Linked DNA regions of Homo sapiens: region 2 is linked to region 1. A link is a contact called in ENCODE Hi-C data. All regions are on one chromosome and are shown on one strand. Each heading gives the region's core, a stretch centred on a gene start or an enhancer-like site at or near the end of the contact. The rest is flanking DNA. Distances are from core to core; before and after follow the strand shown.

The links. A loop is a pair of places that touch in the nucleus more often than their neighbours do. Pooled maps may share reads with other maps.
Region 2: a loop to region 1 is called in a map of CD8-positive, alpha-beta T cell, with 35 times the contacts of the local background. The contact joins the promoter of MRPS10 here to the promoter of ABCC10 in region 1. A Hi-C loop is called at or near these places in 2 of 168 maps with a recorded cell type or tissue (CD8-positive, alpha-beta T cell and naive thymus-derived CD4-positive, alpha-beta T cell) and 7 of 50 pooled maps.

What each region holds. Positions count from the first base shown.
Region 1 is chr6:43,424,389-43,431,449 of GRCh38, forward strand. ABCC10 (ATP binding cassette subfamily C member 10) reads left to right here and starts at 3,153. Exons shown (of 22, transcript NM_001198934.2): 1 at 3,153-3,369; 2 at 3,580-3,751. The coding sequence starts at 3,591. It overlaps LOC105375065 (a long non-coding RNA gene), which reads left to right. Exons shown (of 6, transcript XR_007059585.1): 6 at 305-1,626. RefSeq lists enhancers at 1,107-1,628, 3,730-3,799.
Region 2 is chr6:42,214,949-42,222,009 of GRCh38, forward strand. MRPS10 (mitochondrial ribosomal protein S10) reads right to left here and starts at 2,913. Exons shown (of 7, transcript NM_018141.4): 1 at 2,854-2,913. The coding sequence starts at 2,901. RefSeq lists enhancers at 1,025-1,627, 1,628-2,229, 2,801-3,080.

The DNA.
Region 1 (7,061 bases), core at 1,903-4,402:
TCCTCTGATGGATCTGGACAAAGTAAATTTAAAACCCTCTGGAAAACATTCACCACACTAGATGCCATTAGGAATATCTGTGAGCCAGGCATGTTGGCTCATGTCTGCAATTCCAGCACTTTGGGAGGCTGAGGCAGGAGGATGGCTTGAGGCCAGGAGTTTGAGACCAGCTTAAGCAACATAGTGAGACCCTGCCTCCATTAAAAAAAAAAGCGCTCTCTCTCCCCCCTCCCCCTCCCTCTCCCTCTCCCCACGGTCTCCCTCTCCCTCTCCCCACGGTCTCCCTCTCCCTCTCTTTCCACAGTCTCCCTCTGATGCCGAGCAGAAGCTGGACTGTACTGCCGCTATCTCGGCTCACTGCAACCTCCCTGCCTGATTCTCCTGCCTCAGCCTGCCGAGTGCCTGGGATTGCAGGCGCGCGCCGCCACGCCTGACTGGTTTTCATATTTTTTTTGGTGGAGACGGGGTTTCGCTGTGTTGGCCGGGCTGGTCTCCAGCTCCTAACCGTGAGTTATCTGCCAGCCTCGGCCTCCCGAGGTACCGGGAATGCAGACGGAGTCTCATTCACTCAGTGCTCAATGTTGCCCAGGCTGGAGTGCAGTGGCGTGATCTCGGCTGGCTACAACCTCCACCTCCCAGCCGCCTGCCTTGGCCTCCCAAAGTGCCGAGATTGCAGCCTCTGCCTGGCCGCCATCCCGTCTAGGAAGTGAGGAGCGTCTCTGCCCGGCCGCCCATCGTCTGAGATGTGGGGAGCGCCTCTGCCCCGCCGCCCCGTCTGGGAGATGAGGAGCGTCTCTGCCCGGCCGCCCCGTCTGAGAAGTGAGGAGCCCCTCCGCCCAGCAGCCGCCCCGTCTGAGAAGTGAGGAGCCCCTCCGCCCGGCAGCTGCCCTGTCTGGGAAGTGAGGAGCGTCTCCGCCTGGCAGCTGCCCCGTCCGGGAGGTGGGGGGCAGCCCCCGCCCGGCTAGCTGCCCCGTCCAGGAGGTGGGGGGGGGCGCCTCCGCCCGGCCAGCTGCCCTGTCCTGGAGGTGGGGGGCGCCTCTGTCCGGCCGCCCCTTCTGGGAAGTGATGAGCCCCTCTGCCCGGCCGCCACCCCATCTGGGAGGTGTACCCAACAGCTCATTGAGAACGGGCCATGATGACGATGGTGGTTTTGTCGAATAGAAAAGGGGGAAATGTGGGGAAAAGATAGAGAAATCAGATTGTTGCTGTGTCTGTGTAGAAAGAAGTAGACATAGGAGACTCCATTTTGTTCTGTACTAAGAAAAATTCTTCTGCCTTGGAATGCTGTTAATATATGACCTTACCCCCAACCCCCTGCTCTCTGAAACATGTGCTGTGTCCGCTGAGGGTTAAATGGATTAAGGGCGGTGCAAGTGCTTTGTTAAACAGATGCTTGATGGCAGCATGCTCGTTAAGAGTCATCACCACTCCCTAATCTCAAGTACCCAGGGACACAAACACTGCGGAAGGCCGCAGGGTCCTCTGCCTAGGAAAACCAGAGACCTTTGTTCACTTGTTTATCTGCTGACCTTCCCTCCACTATTGTCTTATGACCCTGCCAAATCCCCTTCTGCGAGAAACACCCAAGAATGATCAATAAAAATAAATAAATAAATAAATAAAAAACTGTGATTCATGGGATTCATGGGAGGAGGACAACGTATATCAACATTAACAGAAGTTTGGAAGAAGCTGATTCCAACCTTCACGGATGGACCTTCAAGACATCAGTGGAGGAAGTAACTGCAGATGTGATGGAAACAGCAAGTGAATTAGAATTAGAAGTGGAGCCTGGCCAGGTGCAGTGGCTCACACCTATAATCCCAGCACTTTGGGAGGCCAAGGCAAGCGCATCACCTGAGGCCAGGAGTTCAAGACCAGCCTGGGCCAGGTAGCAAGACTCTGTTAATTAATTACTAAAGATTGTGAAATGCAAACCTACATCTCTTAGTTTTTAAAAATAGGAAAATTAATTCTTGACGTTGAGGGATATGGGGCTTCTTACTGAGATTAAGTGGGATAACCATAATTGTCATTTGTTTAGCTTTTCTTCTTCAAGCACTGTACACACCTATGTAAAGGCGGATACCAACACCATGCCTGACAAACATAATAAAATAAAGATGCAGAAGTAACCTGCCCAACATCCCTCTGCTAAAAGCATTCAAACCCAGGTCCGTATAATTATAAAGGTTATGTTCTTCCCACTGCTTCCTTAAAAGATTTATTGGAGGACTACCCTAGGCAAAGCACTTGCCCTAAGCACTCTAAATTAATTATTCAACTCTCTCAACAGTACTTTAGTATTGGTATTGTCCCTGTTGTACAAATAAAGAAGTTGAGGCTCGGCCGGGGTGGTGGCTCACGCCTGTAATCCCGGCTCTTCGGAAGGCCAAGGCGGACGGATCACGAGGTCAGGAGATCGAGACCATCCTTGCCAACATGGTGAAACCCCGTCTCTACTAAAAATACGAACAAAAAAATTGGCTGGGCGTGGTTGCGCGCGCCTGTAGTCCCAGCTACTCGGGAGGCTGAGGCAGGAGAATCGCTTTAACCCGGGAGGCGGAGGTTGCAGTGAACCGAGATTGTGCCACTGCACTCCAGCCTGGTGACAGAGCGAGACTCCGTCCCCCCCCCAAAAAAAAGTTGAGGCTCAAAAAAGTTAGGTAACTTGTCCAAGGTCATGCAGCCCTAGAATAATAAGGGAAAACAGTGTGTCCCAAAATGGCATTATTTGTCCGTGGGGCAGGTATGTTTGAATTTCCATCCATCCATCTATCTATCTGAGACTGGGGTCTCGCTATGCTGCTTGGACTGTTCTCGAACTCCTGGGCTCAGGCCATCCTCCTGGGATCTACCGGCGCGCAGAGACTACGGGCGCGCAGGGACTACCGAGGCGCGCAACCGTGCCCGGCTCCCCACCTCTTCAAGAAATGGAGATTGCAATGCTTGTGCCAACTAGTAAGCTTACACAGTTGTGAGCGAATACTCCACGTGAGAGGTTATAAATGACGTTGCACTAAGGGAGGGATGGATCCTTAACGCAAGTCAGGCCACAAAAGCGTACCAAAACGCAACTGTGCGTCTGCACCAGCGCGCCTGCGTGCAAAGGCCAGCCGAAGCAGAGAGCAGTGCACATGCGTGCAGCTACCAGCATATGGGCGTGGCGAATAGCGCCGGCTAGGTCTTCCAACCTCTAGGTGGGGTGCCAGCCGGGGCGGGCCCAGCACCCCGGCCGGGCAGTACTTTTTTTTTTTTTGCATACACCAGTTCTCAGGATATCGGAATCCGGTGCACAGCAGCTTCTTCAGGTTTGAGGTTCCGGATGCCTGGGGGCGGAGAAACGGGAGGGGAAAAACAGATGGCAAGGTGGGTGACCAGCGTCCAGAAATCCACTGGGGAAACCTCCTCCCGTTTTTACCCTTGGTACCGCGAGAATGGGCGGGGTCTGGCTTCGGGGCGGAAGCGACGGGCGGTCCCGGTTCCAGGGCGGGGCTGGAGACAGGGAGACCCGGCTGGGAAGTGCAGGCAAAGCCGGCTGTTACCCTGCACAGCCGTCACCCTCAACTTTCCCTTCAGGTGAGGCGTCCATGGAACGACTTCTGGCCCAGCTGTGCGGCAGCAGCGCAGCGTGGCCGCTCCCGCTGTGGGAGGGGGACACCACAGGCCACTGCTTCACCCAGCTGGTGCTCAGCGCCCTGCCCCACGCGCTCCTCGCCGTGCTCAGTGCCTGTTACTTGGGCACCCCGAGGTGGGTAGAGACGGGCGCAAGGCATCTGTCCATGTGTGCCTGCAGATCTCACCCGCGGCCTACATCTTCCGGCAGTGTCACCAGAATAGCGAGGTCTCTGGAGTAGGGCAGAAGTAGAATAAAATCTAAGCATTGCTACTTAGCAGCAATGTGGCTGTTCTTGGGCAAGTACCTGCCTTCTCTGAGTCTCATTGTTGGGAGGTTTAAATGAGATAATGAATTTAAGCATATAGTGCAGCGCCTGGCATGTTTTTAAAGGTCCGATGAGTATCAGAAATCATCAGAATTGTCCATTTTCAGCTACCCGGACTCAGCTGTCATGAATTGGAGGCAGAATTGGGGGAACAACGTTTTTAGCCAAAAGCGATGATGTGTTTAAGTTGTAGGCTCAGTTTCTCACCACTGCAACCCATGAAACCTTAGTGTTTCCAGATTAAGAAAAGCATACCTAGGCTCAGCTGAAGAGGAAGCAGTAGATAGACAAGAAGAGCAAAATCAAACATTAAGCCTTCCCCAATTAAGGGCTATAAGGTGTGGATGCTAAACTCAACTTGATTTTGTATTTAGTTCTTGTATGGCTAGAGATGACTAAAGTTAGTCTCATTCTGGCTGCCGAGAAGATAGGAGGACGGTGTGGTCTCTGCCTTTGGGAGTTCCTAGTCTGATGGGGGGAAGTGTCTCTATCCAAGAGGTCTTTCTTGCTTTCTCATTAGACTGAGTTCCCAAAAGACTGTGCCAATTTTTAATAGCTGCTCTTCTGAGAAGGCTGTCTATGCTAGGTGATTAAACCCTTCTAGACTTTTGTCTCTGTGTAAGAAACAAATCAGGATTCCTCCCAGACCAAGCGGATACACAGCTTCTCCTATCCAAGGAAGGGATTCATCCGCCCCCTGGGAAAGCAAGAAAGACCATCATGTGATCAATAGAAATTGTGCTTCACTTCACTTATCAGCCTTGTGTGTGTTGCTGAGAAGGGTTAGAGAGATCGAGAATCTAAGACAGGAAAGGGCCTCAGAAGGCTTTAACTTGAGACTCACTGCTCACCATACTGGTGAGGAAAGTGAGATTCAGAGAGGAAAAGAGACTTGAAGGGGTGATGAGGCTGGTTGATGGCCAACTTGGGGCCAGTTTATGCCTCCAAGGGCCCAGTGTTCTTTCTTGGGTCCCCACATCTTAGGAAATATATATATTTTTTTCTTTTCCTTCTTTCTTTTCTTTCTTTCTTTTCTTTCTTGTGTGTGTGTGTGTGTGTGTGTGTGTGTGTGTGTGTGGCGGGGGGGAGGGGGGATTGTTATTGTTGTTTTGTTTTTTGAGGCAGCGTCTCCCTCTGTTGCCCAGGCTGAAGTACAGTGGTGCAATCACAGTTCACTGCAGCCTCAACCTCCTGGGCTCCAGCAACCTCTCACCTCAGCCTTTTGATTTGCTGGGGCCACAAGTGCATGCCACCACACCTGGCTAATTTTTTTAAAAATTATTTTTAATAGGCCGGGTGCAGTGGCTCAAGCCTGTAATGCCAGCACTGTAGGAGGCCAGGAGTTCGAGACCAGCCTGCCAACGTGGCAGAATGCCATCTCTACTAAAAATACAAAAAATTGGCCGGGCCCAGTGGCTCATGCCTGTAATCCCAGCACTTTGGGAGGCTGAGACAGGCAGATCACTGGAGGTCAGGAGTTTGAAACCAGCCTGGTCAACATGGTGAAACCCCATCTTGAATCGCTTGAACCCAGGAGGCAGAGGTTGTGGTGCGCCAAGATTGCACCACTGCACTCCAGCCTGGACGACAAAGCGAGACTCTGTCTCAAAAAGAAAAAATTATTTTTAGTAGAGACAAGGCCTTGCTTTGTTGTCCAGGCTGGTCTTGAACTCTTGGGCTCAAGCAATCCTTCTGCCTCAGCCTCCTAAAGTTCTGGGTTTACAAATGTGAGCCACCATGCCCAGCCAGAAATAGAAAAAAATTTTTTTTTTCTTTGAGACAGGGTCTTACTCTGTCACCCAGGCTGGAGAGCAGTGGCACGATCTCGGCCCACTGCAACCTCCACCTCTTGGGTTCAAGCGATTCTCCTGCCTTAGCCTCCAGAGTAGCTGAGACTACAGGCATGTGCCACCATGCCTGGCCAGTTTTCGTATTTTTACTAGAGATGGAGTTTCACTGTGTTACACAGGCTGGTCTTGAACTCCTGGCCTCAAGTGATCCACCTGCCTCTGCCTCCCAAAGTGCTGGGATTACAGGCTTGAGCCACCATGCCCAGCCCAGAAATAGAATTCTTAAAGGCTGATTTTTTATTCCCATCTAAATCCCTACAAATAACTGTCATCAGGTGGACTTTTAAGAAAACCCCCAGCTACTCGGGAGGCTGAGGCAGGGGAATCGCTTGAACCTGGGAGGCGGAGGTTGCAGCGAGCTGAGATCACGCCATTGCGCTCCAGCCTGGCGACAGAGCAAGACTCTGCATTTTAGCTTACAAGTAAACTTTTTTAGTAACCTAGCCGTGCCACAAAGGGTGTAACAGACTCAGTCCTCTTTTTGTATGAACTTTCAAGACATCCTGATACTCACTGCTGCAGATACGTTTTCCTGTATTTGATTCTTTTTTTTTTTTTTGGACAGAGTCTCTCTTTGTCACCCAGGCTGGAGTACAGTGGCACGATCTCAGCTCACTGCAACCTCCGCCTCCCAGGTTCAAGCGATTCTCGTGCCTCAGTGTCCCAAAGTAGCTGGGATTACAGGTGTGTGCCACCATTCCCTGCTAATTTTTGTATTTTTATTAGAGACCGGGTTTTACCATGTTGGCCAGGCTGGTCTCAAACTGCTGATCTCAAGTGATCTGCCTGCTTCAGCCTCCCAAAGTGCTGGGATTACGGGCATAAGCCACTGTGACCAGCCCCTGTATTTGATTCTTAATGCAGACAGATCACCTTTTGTTTATTAAAAACATTTTTTTATGCCAAGAAGATATAAACACAAGCAAAAAGAGATATTTTTCTTTAGCTAAAGGAGTCGCAAAAGCAATCCACACCACCTTCTATAATCAGTGGAAAGAGAGTAGAATATTCCAAGCCTTTATAAAGTTTAGGCTACCATATTAGAATATAAAAGCTGTATGTAAGTCCGATTTTTATTCATTTAATAGTGCTTCAGGTGAATTTAAGGGTACTGTTAGGTGGATCCTTTTGTAAAAATGAATATGTACCCTTTATCAGTTATCTGCATGAAAACTTTGGATTTTCTTTTTTTTCCTGAGACGGAGTCTTCCCCTGTCACCCAGGCTGGAGTGCATTGGCGTGATCTCAGCTCACTGCAACCTCCATC
Region 2 (7,061 bases), core at 1,663-4,162, 1.2 Mb before region 1:
CCCCCTGGTGGAACAAGACTTTCCAGTTTTAGGAAACAAACGATACTACTACATATAACAGCTGTTTTTTCCTTTCAACTTTTCTGAGATTTTGAAGTGTAACCTGAGAAAGTGGAAACACAATAGAATCCTTAAAAACACAATGAAGATGAAAATAAGGCCAGGTGCCGTGGCTCACACCTGTAATCCCAGCACTTTGGGAGGCCAAGGTGGGTGGATCACTTGTAGTCAGGAGTTCCAGAGCAGCCTGGCCAACATGGTGAAACCCTGTCTCTACTAAAAATACAAAAATTAGCCAGGCATGGTGGCGGTGCGGTTGTGATCCTAGTTACTTGGGAGGCTGAGGCAGGAGAATCGCTTGAACCCGGGAGGCGGAGGTCCAGGCTGGGTGACAGAGCGAGACTCCCTCTCAAAAAAAAAAAAAGAAGTTTAGCATAAGTGAAGTTTCATTAATACAAATGATTGTCACCTAAGTACGTTTTTGTTTGTTTTTTCAGGGTTTTTTTGAGACAAGGTCTCACTCTGTTATCCAGGCTGGAGTGCAGTTGCATGATCATGGCCTGGACCTCCCAGGTTCAGGTGGTCCTCCCACCCCAGTCTCCCAGATAGCTGGGACTACAGGCACGGGCCACCAGGCCCAGCTAATATTTTGTACTTTTGTAGAGATGGGGTTTCACCATATTTCCCAGGCTGGTCTTGAACTCGTGGGCTCAAGCGATCCTCCAGCCTCAGTGTCCCAAAGTGCTGGGATTTCAGGAGTGAACCACCACCTAGCCACGTTTTAAAAGCCTATTCTTAGCTTATTGTCCTTCCTCTCCTTACCCAAGATAGAGACAAATCATAACTCTATAATCTTCTTTGCACCAAAGGGGAAAAGGAAAAAGGAAATCAGGTACAACACAAAGTGGTAAGAGGTATGTGCCATTCTTCAGACAAAATTGCATAGAAAATTCCCTCCCAACAATTACACCAGTGACCCCACAATCGAGTTGTGCAAGAGGAGCAAGAATATTACACTTCTCAGTCACATTCTCCCACTATAAACCTCTGCTTTTTCTTTTCTTTTTTTTTTCTTTTCTTTTTTTTTTTTTTTTTGAGAGAGTCTTGCTCTGTCGCCCAGGCTGGAGTACAGTGGAGCATTCTCAGCTCACTGAAACCTCCGCCTCCTGGGTTCAAGCAAGTCTCCTGCCTTAGCCTCCTGAGTAGGTGGGATTACAGGGGCCCACCGCCACACTCAGCTAATTTTTGTATTTTTAGTAGAGACGGAGTTTTGCCATGTTAGCCAGGATGGTCTTGATCTCCTGATCTCGTGATCCGCCCACCTCGGCCTCCCAAAGTGTAGGGATTACAGGCGTGAGCCACCGTGCCCGGCCAAGAAGTTTTTAAATTGCATTTTTTCTTTGTATTTCTTGAGAGAGAGAGAGAGAGAGAGAGAGAGTGTGTGTGTGTGTGTGTGTGTGTGTGTTGGGGGAGTGGTGGTTTGGAAGGGAGGGCTGTCTGGGTAAATTTGTCTTAATAAAGCAGTTCAAAAATTTCAATCTCTAATACCATCTGACTTTTCTCAAGAACAGTGGTTTTCAGGCCGGGTGCGGTGGCTCAAGGCTGTAATCCCAGCACTTTGGGAGGCCGAGGCTGCCGGATCACTTGAGGTCAGGAGTTCGAGACCAGCCTGACCGACATGGTGAAACCCCGTCTCTGCTAAACATACAAATACTAGCTGGGCATGGTGACGCATGACTGTAATTCCAGCTGCTCGGGAGGCTGAGGTAGGAGAATCACTTGAACCCGGGAGGTGGAGGCTGTAGTGAGCCGAGATCGTGCCATTGCGCTCCAGCTTGGGCGACAAGAGCGAAACTCCGTCTCCAAACAAAAACAAAAACAAAAACGGTGGTCTCAAAGTGTAGTCTGAGGACGTCTGTGGGGTCTGAGACACTTTCAGGGGATCCGGGAAATCAAAACTATTTTCATAAAACCAAAACGTCATTTACAACTTTTCCACTCATTCTCTTACCAGTGTACAGTGAAGTTTTCCCGTGACAGCCTGAGGTGTGATATAGGAAAAGATTAAATACAGAAGCAGATTTGAATCTAGCTTTTATTAAGCCAGAAATTAAAGAGAGCTGCAAAAATGTAAAACATTGCTGCTCCTTACTCAGTTTGTTCAGAAAATATATTTTTCATAAAGTATTAGTTGTAACATGTAATGAGTTAGTGTTACTTTTAAATCAATATATATTCTTAAGTTTTATTTTCCAAAAAGCTAAATATAGATAGCAAAAACCCACAAAAACAAAAGCTCTCTGGAGTCCTGAACTCCGAAAGTGTAAAGTGGTCCCAAGGCCAAAAAGCAGGAGAACCGCTGCTGAAAAGTTTTTGCTCCTCCTGCAAATAACTGCGCAGAGGATATCTAACCCACTTCTCTGGCTTGAGACCTTCATCTAAATTTGGATGCCAGGAAAGCATCTCAATTTAGTTCCATGGGAAGAGTCTGATATCTTGCACCAGCTCAGCCTCTAATTTTCGCGAGGCAAATTTCCTGTCTTCTCTGAGCCTCAGTTTATTTTGCAAGCGTGAAAGGAGGGGTTTTGGAACATACGAAGTACAAAATCTTTTCCAGCTCTGACATTCTACGATTATTCTTGTTCCTATCTTTGCCTGGACTCACTAACTTATATTTAATTCCATGAGAGAATTCTGATAAAACTAGCCCCTTTCTCGTCACTTTCCTGTAAACGGCGCGAGGTGAGGGATAAATATCAGGAAAAATCCTGATGGGCAGAGCGGCTGGTGGCAGGGAAACTTAAAAGCAACTATCCCGGTCAGCCCTCCTAGTCTCCCTAGCCAATCCAGTACCTGCCAGAGGCGCCGGCACACAGCACCGAACGCTGTCCGCGCCGCCATCTTGCCGGTCCCGACCTCTCAGGATTGCTTCCGGGGTTACAGCGGCGTCCTCAGACCATAGAGTTCCGCAAAAGAAGAGAGTACATCCTCATGTTCCGGCGCTGGAACAACCATAGAGACATGAACCTGTGCTTTTTGGGGGCGGGACAGTTGGCTGGCCAGGCTGGTTTGGCTCCGGCCAGTGTCTGGATAGTTACCAAGCCCTATTAATGTTTTCACCTTTAAATTGTTGTGTGTGTATACACACACACACACACACACATTTATTTATTTACTTATTTTTTCCTTTTAGAGACTGAGTCTCACTCGGCTGCCCAGGCTGGAGTGCAGTGGCACAGTCATAGCTCACTGCAGCCTCAAACTCCTGCCTCAAGTGATCCTCCTGCCTCAGCCTCCCAAGTAGCTGGACTACAAGTGCGTGCCACCACAGCCGACTAATTTTTTGTTTTTTTTTTTAATTTTCTTGTAGAGACAGGGTCTCATTATATTGCTCTCGTTATTTTGTGGGCTGGTCTTGAATTCCTGTCCTCAAGTGATCCTCTGGCCTTGGCCTCCCAAAGGACTGAGATTACAGGCATGAACCACAAAGCCCGGACTGAAACTAGTGTATTGACACCATTTACTTCAGTACTGGAATAATGGGTGATTTATTTTCCTATTTTTGCATTTTTCAATTTTTTTTGCATTTTTCAAAATTTTAACAAAATCTATATTTAACAAGAAAAAGAAAAGTCGGCCACTACCATTGGGTCCAGTTGCCACTCAGTTACCTTATTGCAGCGGCTTTCTAATTATGGTTCTTAATCCTTTCTTCCTTCCCCACACCAATTGGAATTCCTGTGCTCCAACCATTTTGTATACCGCTGTCCTACTGATCTTTCTAAATTATTCATTTCCTTATGTTACTCTAGTATTTAGGAATTTACAATGGCTAGCTTCACTTACAACAAGCCAAAGTGTTTTGTCTAATTATTAATGTCCACCATAATTTTTTCCAAGTAAAAAGATGTATAACTGGGATTTGCTATAATAAAAACTTCTTCAGGCTGGGTGCGGTGGCTCACGCCTGTAATCCCAGCACTTTGGGAGGCTGAGGTGGGCGGATCACCTGAGGTCAGGAGTTCGAGACCAGCCTGGCCAACATGGTGAAACCCCATCTCTACTAAAAATACAAAAAATTAGTGGGGTGTCATCGTTGTGTGCCTGTAGTCCCAGCTACTCAGGAGGCTGAGGCACGAGAATTGCTTGAACCCGGGAAGTGGAGGTTGCAGTGAGGCAAGATCGTGCCACTGCACTCCAGCCTGGGAGACACAATGAGACTCTGTCTAAAAAAAAAAAAAAAAAAAGAAAAGAAAAGAAAAGGCCAGGTGCAGTGGCTCGGCTCACACCTGTAATTCCAGCACTCAGCACTTTGGGAGGCCAAGGCGGGTGGATCACCTGACGTCAGAAGTTCAAGATCAGCCTGGCCAACATGGCAAAACCCTGTCTCTACTAAAAATACAAAGTCAGGCATGGTGGTGTGCACCTGTAATCCCAGCTATTTGGGAGGCTGAGGCAGGAGAATCTCTTGAACCCGGGAGGCAGAGAGTGCAGTGAGCCGAGATTGAGATTGTACCACTGCACTCCAGTCTAGGGAACAGAGCGAGACTCCGTCTCCAAAAAAAAAACTTATTCCATTTGTGCAAATCTTTAAAAATTTATTTTTATTTTTCCTTTTACTTTCTCCTCATCTTAAAGTCTGCTTCTATAATACTATATTGTCTTTTTTGTGTGTGTGTGTGAGACAGTGTCTCGCTCTGTTGCCCAGGCTGGAGAGCACTGGCTTGATCATAGCCCACTGCAGCCTCAAACTCCTGGGGTTAAGTGATCCTCACACCACAGCCTCTGGAGTATCTAAAACTACAGGTGTTTGCGACCATTTTTTATTTTATTTTTATTGTTTTGTAGAGACAGAGACTTGCTATGTTGCCCAGGCTGGTCTCAAACTCCTGGCTTCCAGCAATCCTCTCACCTTGGCCTCCCAAAGTGCTGGTTTTACAGGTATGAGCCACTGCACTTGGCCCATTTGTTCACATTTCTAAGCTTTATTTCCCCAAAGTGCTTTCACATATGCATTTTAGCCTAATGGAAAACTCTAGCCTTATAATCAGATCTGGTTTCTAATCCCAGGCTTACCAGTTAGTTGAGTGACTTTGAGCAAGTTACTTCCTTACCCTCAGCCTCAGTTTGCTCATATGTCAAAAAAAAAAAAAAAAAAAAGATAACAGTAGTTCCTGCTTCCAATAGTTGCTTGGGAATTCAATGCAATACCAATATATGGTGTTTAGTACAATACTGCCATGTAATGATACACTATAGATGTCATCCACTATTTGTGCCATTAAGTTTCTACCTCACCTGCCTCACAAGGTTGTTGAGAAGATTAAAAATAAAAAGATCAAGTTTATGAGAATATTTTATAGCATCCAAATAAAGAACTGTACAAATATAAAGTTGTTTTTTTTTTCTCCCCACAAATAGTTATTACTACCCTATTTTGCAGGCAAGAGAACCAAAGAAGAGGCAGAATGATTTGCCCAACATCACACCTATCTAGGAGATAGAAAAGGTCTAGGAGCAGAAACCAGTTTTCCTGCCCCTCAGGCTGGCCTCTGTTTACTAGAATTCAGTCCGTGTTGAGGTGTGGCAGAGATTCCAGTGTGGCCTTGCAACAGGGTATGGAAACAGCACACTTCACCTGTGTGCACTTCTTATTTATTTATTTTTGAGACGGAGTTTCACTCTTGTTGCCCAGCCTGGAGTGCAATGGCATGACCCTGGCTCACTGCAACCTCCACCTCCTGGGTTCAAGTGATTCTCCTACCTCAGCCTCCTGAGTAGCTGGGATTACAGGCATGCGCCACCACGCCCAGCTAATTTTTGTATTTTTAGTAGAGACGGAGTTTCTCCATGTTGACCAGGCTGGTCTCAATCTCTTGACCTCCTGATCCGCCCACCTTGGCCTCCCAAAGTGCTGGGATTACAGGCTTGAGCCACCACACCCGGCCTCACCTGTGTGCCCTTCTGCTGGACTCGGTGATGCCCCATGTTGGCAGGTTGCCCAGTGCCCTTCTCAGAATCAGTCTCTCTCTCTGAATTGTGACACTTAAGGGGATTTCTCTCAGCCAATGGGGTTTTCCAACAGCCTCCCCACTCCCAACTCTGTTCCTGCTTCCAAAGTTTGCATCGGTTTGTCCAAATGGCACTTCCGTGAGGCCCTTCACCCTGCCTCTGTCCCCTTTGAGTAGCCTCAGCTGGGTGAGTGTTCTGCAACTATAGTGCTTGCAAACGACTTTCACCTAAGTTACCTACTCTGATCCACACCAGAAGACATGGATTTTATCCTCATTTTATAGATGAGGAACCCAAGGTGAAATGACTCACTCAGGGTCATATGGTAAGTTAGTTACAGCTAAACCAATAACCATCTTAAAAGCAGTGCCTTTTCTACCTCTGCAGTGGGCTGGTGCTGATTCTATGATGAGGTTCGGTTCTATTTAAATCTCTTGGATAATAGGACTAGAAATACCCACCACCCTAGCACCACTCCAAAAGAAATAGGGGCTTATTTTTAAAGACCTGTGTGGTCTGGACAGCTCCTGGAACTGGAAAGGTATGCTTTAAACAGTCTTAGGGACTGGATACCCTCTTCACTCCTGAGGCCAAATGTGTTCTTTTTAATGATGGGCTTTCACTGCTTACCAATAGTTTCTGCTCCCTCAGGACTCTGCATGGCCACTGCTCTCTGCTTTTGGCTCATCAAGTTTCTCCATTCATACTCTCAAATGTGGAAATTTGATTTGGTTCTCTCATCTTCCTGGGCTGAGCCAAATGTGTCACCACACGGCCTAGGGGCCTAATGGTTTGGGATCAAGTGCCGACTTGCTAGGGCCTAGGTAGAACTCATTGTAAGGGGCAACATCAGGTTTTGCCCAGAGTAGGGCTGTGAACAGTGCTCTTTGGCATGAGGTGTGGGCAGGGACAGCGTTCTGAAGCTTGGCCTATCCGTTAAGGGTCTCTTTCCTACAGCCTAAACTTCCAGACACCCAACCTCATGTAGAGGAGCAGGAGTCCAATGATTCTAGATAGTTGATGCAAGTAAACCTTGCTTTATGTCCAGA